Regions from separate parts of the Homo sapiens genome. Here region 2 is linked to region 1. The links are chromatin contacts, found by Hi-C or POLR2A ChIA-PET in ENCODE. All regions are on one chromosome and are shown on one strand. Each heading gives the region's core, a stretch centred on a gene start or an enhancer-like site at or near the end of the contact. The rest is flanking DNA. Distances are from core to core; before and after follow the strand shown.

What was found. Hi-C counts contacts between places; a loop is a spot of excess contacts on that map. ChIA-PET counts read pairs that join two places held with the same protein, here RNA polymerase II (POLR2A). Pooled maps may share reads with other maps.
Region 2: a pooled map shows a loop between it and region 1 (10-fold over the local background). The contact joins two enhancer-like sites. A Hi-C loop is called at or near these places in 6 of 37 single-sample maps with no recorded cell type and 4 of 50 pooled maps. POLR2A ChIA-PET finds 5 or more read pairs at or near these places in 1 of 52 experiments (OCI-LY7).

The regions. Positions count from the first base shown.
Region 1 is chr13:27,129,702-27,132,773 of GRCh38, reverse strand. All of the region lies in intron 1 of USP12 (ubiquitin specific peptidase 12), which reads left to right. The region is part of intron 1 of USP12-AS1 (USP12 antisense RNA 1); the gene reads right to left. Among named protein-coding and RNA genes, the nearest start is that of USP12-AS1, 5.7 kb to the right of the region's middle. RefSeq lists a silencer at 1,554-1,603 and an enhancer at 1,634-1,703. Within about 2 kb of position 1,418, at least 12 of the 41 ENCODE cell types and tissues checked have a DNase peak (open chromatin) inside an H3K27ac peak, as active enhancers do.
Region 2 is chr13:28,046,360-28,049,431 of GRCh38, reverse strand. It overlaps FLT3 (fms related receptor tyrosine kinase 3), which reads left to right. Exons shown (of 24, transcript NM_004119.3): 8 at 1-48; 9 at 989-1,157. Among named protein-coding and RNA genes, the nearest start is that of FLT3, 53 kb to the left of the region's middle. Within about 2 kb of position 1,456, at least 4 of the 41 ENCODE cell types and tissues checked have a DNase peak (open chromatin) inside an H3K27ac peak, as active enhancers do.

The sequences.
Region 1 (3,072 bases), core at 169-2,668:
ATACATAGCACTTTGGTTTTTACAGCAGACACAGGACAAGGACATTCCTATTCTGAGTACTGCTCTTCTTGTTAACGTGCCCACCAGCTCCTCACACACATAGAACTTGAAACCAACGATCTTTTAGGACAGCCAGACCTACGCAAATGCAGAGGAAACCCTCTTGAGATACTTACACTAACCATCTTTCATTCACAAAGCCGTACAGCCAACCAGGGATTTCCAGACACTTGAGGACAACCAAGAGATTGGAACATGGAAGAGTCTCCTTCGAGGGGCAGTAATTTAATGAGTGAGGGCTATATTTCTGTTCCTTTGCTTTTTCTTTTTCTTTTCTTTTTTTTTGCCTTCCTGTACTGCTTTTTATTGGAATGATATTTTATGTTTTGCTAGTAACCTATACATTTTTTAACATGTGTAACTAAAATTTTCTTGTTTGAAGTTACTAACATTTCTACTGGCCCCTCTCTACTTCATAAGCCAATCTCCTTTGCACACATTAGCTACCCTTCAAGTATCTACTCTTTCTAGTTAATTGCTTTTTGAATACACCAAAGATAAAGCATGGAAGATATAATTATAGAAGCTAATGTAAATGTTATAATCCCTGAATATATGAGTAAGTGGCTGGGAGGTGGAGGAAATGAGGGATAGCAGGAAAGGTGAATGTGCTTATTTCCTTTTGTTTCATAGCCCGGATTTCTTACGTGCTATATGAGAATTGGTAAATCTAGCTAAAGATTTAGATGTAGAACCAGTAGAAGCACTAGAACAATACTCTACCCAGTGACACGTAATAAAAATTAGGAGGTGGCCTGTGGAAGGAGAGTTGGGAGGTAGTGTGTGTGTCAATTTCTCTTCTTGCAAAAGCACAGAATTAAGAGCTGTTGACTGAGGCATGCAATATATTATTTAAAGTTATGATAATCATTATTAAGAACTAAAACCGTTAATGGGTATTGTCTCCAGGGAAATGAACCTTAAGAGAGGGAGTGGTGAATAATACTTTGAGTTTTACACCCTCTTTACAGTTTGAATTATTTTTAGATTGTGAACTTAGAGTACTTATAAAATAAAAGGTTTTATACAAAGCATATGAAAGGGATTTGGTGCTTGTTCTGATATTTTAACTGTCCATAGGAAGCTAACCTCAGACTTTTACATAGGTTAAAGAGTGGTCTCTTTTCCATTTACATAGTGGCTTTCAAAACCAAGTGTACTTGAACAAGGTACTTCACTCTACTGGGGCAAGTTTCCATCACGTTGCTCACTTTGGTAAAATGATTACTTAGAAAAATCCAAATGACTCATGTTTCTAGTCATACCTTTACATAATGCTTTACGTTTTACAGCACTTTCACATTCACTATTTGATTTCTGTAACCCCGAGGTAGGCAGAGTAGGTATTTTCCTGTATGATATGGTGAGGAAACTAAGACTGAGAAAGTGACTCACCCAGAGTCACGTGGTTTGAGAAGTGGTGGTGGAGCTCACTGCTCACCCTCTCACCAGGAGGGTTTCACACCTGTGCAGCCTTCTGGCCTGCTATGGCTAAAGTGTCTCTTACCAGTTCTTACCTTTCTTCTTTGTAATGTACCCACACTCAAGTTCCCATATTGACTGCTTCCTGCATTCTGAATTTGTATTCAAATTGTGTTTAACATATGTAAATCTGTGCTTATTTTAAAAAATGAATTTTACTGCATTTTGAAAATGCCACACATAAACTTTGAGTGTCATTCAGCTCTTGTTATTTCTATAGCTGCACAACACTATTCCTTCCTTACTTTCATGAACTGATCTTTTCATCCAGAATTTTTCTGACACCCTTGTTTTTAAGCGTCACGGCTTGCTGAAGCAAAGTGGTGGAATTTAAATGTTGTTGCCTTCAAGAATTAGCTAATCTTTTGGACTTGTGATACTTGTGTAATCTTTTTGGACTTGTGATTTGACCTCATTTGATCCCTGCAGAAATGGTTCTCATCCAGGAAATTTGAGATTTCAACAAGTGACTCACTGAAAAAACCACGTTAGTCGTGGGGAAGTAAGCGTGCTCAGCTCTTGTTTTGGGACCCCAGTGTGATACCGTTGATACGATTGATTTAATAATACCTTTGACTAGTCATTCCAGTGTCTGGAATTCCTCAGGGATGGTTTCTGTCAAATTCTTTTTTCCTGCAAATACACCATATTTTCCTTTTTTTTTTTTTTTGGCATGTTTTGTGATTTTTTTTGTGTGTGTGTGAGAACTGAACAGTTTGAATGTTGTAATGTGGTGACTCTGAAAATCAGATTCTCCACCTCCTCAGTGATTGCTTTTTTGAGGCTTGCAGTCATCCATTTGTATAATGACTTTTCTAAACCAGTTTTGCAAAGTCTGTATTCCTTGTTGTGTGTGGTCACTGAAGTTTCTGTCTTACTATCTCTGGACAGCTATGACTTGATAGAGATTTAGTATAATGTCTGGATCCCCATCCCCCTCAATAAAGGGAAAAAAACAAGAAAGGTTGCAGCCTAAGGGGACAGAAACAAAAGCAAGAATCTGTGCTGTTTCCCCAGGCTACTGCCAGAACTGAGCAAAATGCACAATCCTAAATTGTTGAGGGCAAGGTTCCCGCTGCCAGCCCTGTTACTAGGCAGCTGCTCTAGGAGGTGGTCCTGTGCCCGCCTCTGGGGATGCTGAGGAGTAGGGAATAGTAGCTGGTTTGCATGCTGTGCTCTCTTCTCCCTTCATCAACTACTGCCCTGGGTGTTTAATGTCTGATTAGGTTCTAAGGTTCAGAATAGTTGATTCTGATGTATTTTTCAGCTTAATGGTTTTGGTGGAAGGACTAACCCTGGGAGCTTTCTACTCTGCCATTTTTCATGTTGGTCACTCCACTCGTATGTTTTGGATGTGACCGTGCTTCATGCCAGTTGGCAGCCAGTTCTTTTCTACTTCCCCACCATTTATCAAAGAGTGGTGCTTTCTTGTTGTTGAAAAGACCGAAACTACATTAATGGAATAAAGTTCTTTGCAGCATTTCTCTAACATCCTTCACAAAAATTATGCATACATTTATTTTTATTTGC
Region 2 (3,072 bases), core at 207-2,706, 920 kb before region 1:
GTTCCTCTTCAAAGCATCCCAGTCAATCAGCTTTGGTTACCATCGTAGGTAATGCAGGCTGCTCACACAATCTTTATTCCTATTTTTAGTCGCTGTAGTGTGGAATGTGAAGTATGTGGTACAAATTCTGATTTCAATATAATGCTACTATCAAACACTAAGAAAGAAACTGAGTTAGAATAGCTTTGCAAAGATAATCTGCCCACCCTCTTCCTTTTCCCGTTAAACCAGGCTCGCTTGAATGCCACTGTCTTTGCATATAACACATTGTAATATGACCATCTGTTTGTGTACTTTTATCCTCCAGTAGACTGTAAGTTTCTTAAGGACAAGAACAACTCATTCTATCCTTGTAGTTCCAGAACCTGACACAGAGCCTGACACAAAATGGACAATAAATACTAGTTCTAAGAACCAACTAACCGCACTGTTAGGGCAGTGAGCACTGAGAGACAGTACAAGCCCTTAGATGCACTGAAATTTTGGTGGGGTATGTAGGATCTGAAAATAACCACAGTTCAATAATCTCAGATTAGGGCACAGCGTTCAGCCATAATGAAAATGCCGAGAAATACAGCGATGCTCTTAGCAGATTAATAAGGAAGTGTTCCATAAGGCAACCTCGTGAATATTGCTAGCCAGATCGCTCTTTTATTTGTGCCTTGAGTTTATTTTACTCTCTCTCATCAATGGAAGAGTGGTGCTGGCTGAGAGCAGGGGCCAGACAGTCAATTATCTACATCCCATTCTTTTTCTTTCCTTCTTTCTTTTTTTAAACATTTCTTAACTTCGAAAGATGATGAGCTCAGGCTTAGAACTAGGGATAGGACTCCTGGGTTTTCACTTGGATTATCCAACCTGACCTGCAGCATGCCAACACTTGAGTTTTCCTGTGTTAAACTGATGAATACAAGTTTATTTTATCTTCTCAATACGTTTCCCTATGAATATTATTAACTAACTCATAAATGCCTATTTTTTCTTACAGAAAAGGGATTTATAAATGCTACCAATTCAAGTGAAGATTATGAAATTGACCAATATGAAGAGTTTTGTTTTTCTGTCAGGTTTAAAGCCTACCCACAAATCAGATGTACGTGGACCTTCTCTCGAAAATCATTTCCTTGTGAGCAAAAGGGTCTTGATAACGGATACAGGTGAGACCACAAAGGACTCTAAGATACCATTTTTAGCATAATTCTCCTTGCTTGTCGCCCTTGAGAAGGACAGTTTTATACTTATGGAAGCAAATTCACTTATGAGTTTAACTATTATTGAGTTGAAATTGGAGATAAGAAAACAATAAGCAGATGTGAGGATACAGTAGCAGTCTTACCATTACTTTAGATAATATAACCTGCTGCATGAAAACAGAAAGAACCGTATTAGTCTGGTCTAGTTTGAGTCTGGTTCTCTGGCATTTTCTGAGTCACAAGGTAGTTTTTACTTCCTGTTTGAGAGTGCGGTGTGTAGGACACTGAGTCTCCCCTAAAACATTTGCAGATGATTGAGGAAGTAAAACTCCTTAAAAACAGAAAAACATTACTCATAGGTGTATTGATTTAAATTTTCAAAAAATACATGCAGAAATAGCCCAATAGTAAGTGCTGAAGGAAAATGTTGTTTTCCTCGGGATTTGTATGAGAAACTATGCAAGATTCTTTTTTTTAAGAACAACAAATTTTCTTTTCTTTTTCTTTTTCTTTTTTTTTTTTTTTTTGAGATGAGGTCTCACTCTGTCACCTAGGCTATAGTGCAGTGGTGCAATATTGGCTCACTGCAACCTCCACCTCCCAGGCTCAAGTGATCCTCCCACCTCAGCCTCCCAAGTAGCTGGTACCACAGGTGCACACCACCACACCTGACTAATTTTTTGTATTTTTGGTAGAGACAGGGTTTTGCCATGTTGCGCAGGCTGGTCTCGGACTCTTGAGCTCAGGAGATTCACCCTACCTGGGCCTCCCAAAGTGCTGGGATTACAGGCGTGAGCCACTGCACCCAGCCGAAAGATTCTCTTGTGGGAGGAATTCTCCATTCCTTCTTTGGAAAACAAAAAACAACTTTCCCCTATATCTTCTATAGTTATGACATCTCTTGTCTCTTTAAACTAATGCTATGGAACATGGTTTTGGACTAGGCTATGAGACACTGAGACGCACATGTTATCTTTCAAACAAGTCAATGGACTAGAATAAATCATCCTTTCTCAGCATGTGGTCTGTTGAACAACTGTGTAAGAATCATCTGAGCAAATGTTTAAAATGTGGATTCCTGGCTCCCATTCCAGACATGCTGACTCAAAACTGGGGCAAAACGCTCAGACTCTGCTTTTTTAATGAGAACCTTTGGTGATTCCTATCACAGGTCTAGATCTGTGCTGTCCGGTACGGTAGCCACCAGCCACATGTGGCTATTGAGAGCTTGAAGTGTGTCTGGTCCAAATTGAGATGTACTCTAATTGTAAAATACACACTAGATTTTGAAGACTTAGTATGAAAAAAAGAATGTAAAATATATTATTAATAATTTTTATATTGGCCGGGCTCGGTGGGTCACACCTGTCATCCCAGCACTTTATGAAGCCAAGGCGGGTGGATCGCTTGATCCTAGGAGTTTGAGACCAGCCTGGATAACATGGCAAAATCCCATCTCTACAGAAAATACAAAAATGAGTTGAGTGTGGTGGTGTACACCTTTAGTCCCAGCTACTTGGGAGGCTGAGGTTGGAGGATTGATTGAGCCCAGGTGGTCGAGGCTGCAGTAGCCATGATCACGTCACCGCACTCCAGCCTGGATGCAGAGCAAGAACCTGCCTCAAAAAGAAAAAATAATAATAAAATTAAAACAATTTTTACATTGATTATATATTAAAATGATAGTATTTTGGATATATCGCATTCAGCGAAATATGTTATTAAACTTAATTTCACCTGCTTCCTTTTACTTTATACAGCCAACAGAATTTGTAAATGATGTACAAGGCTTGAAGTTGTGACTCACATTCTGTTTCATTGGCTAGCCCTGTTCTAGATGAAGAGTAGGAGTTCTTTTCACCTTGATTCCGCTAAGTGT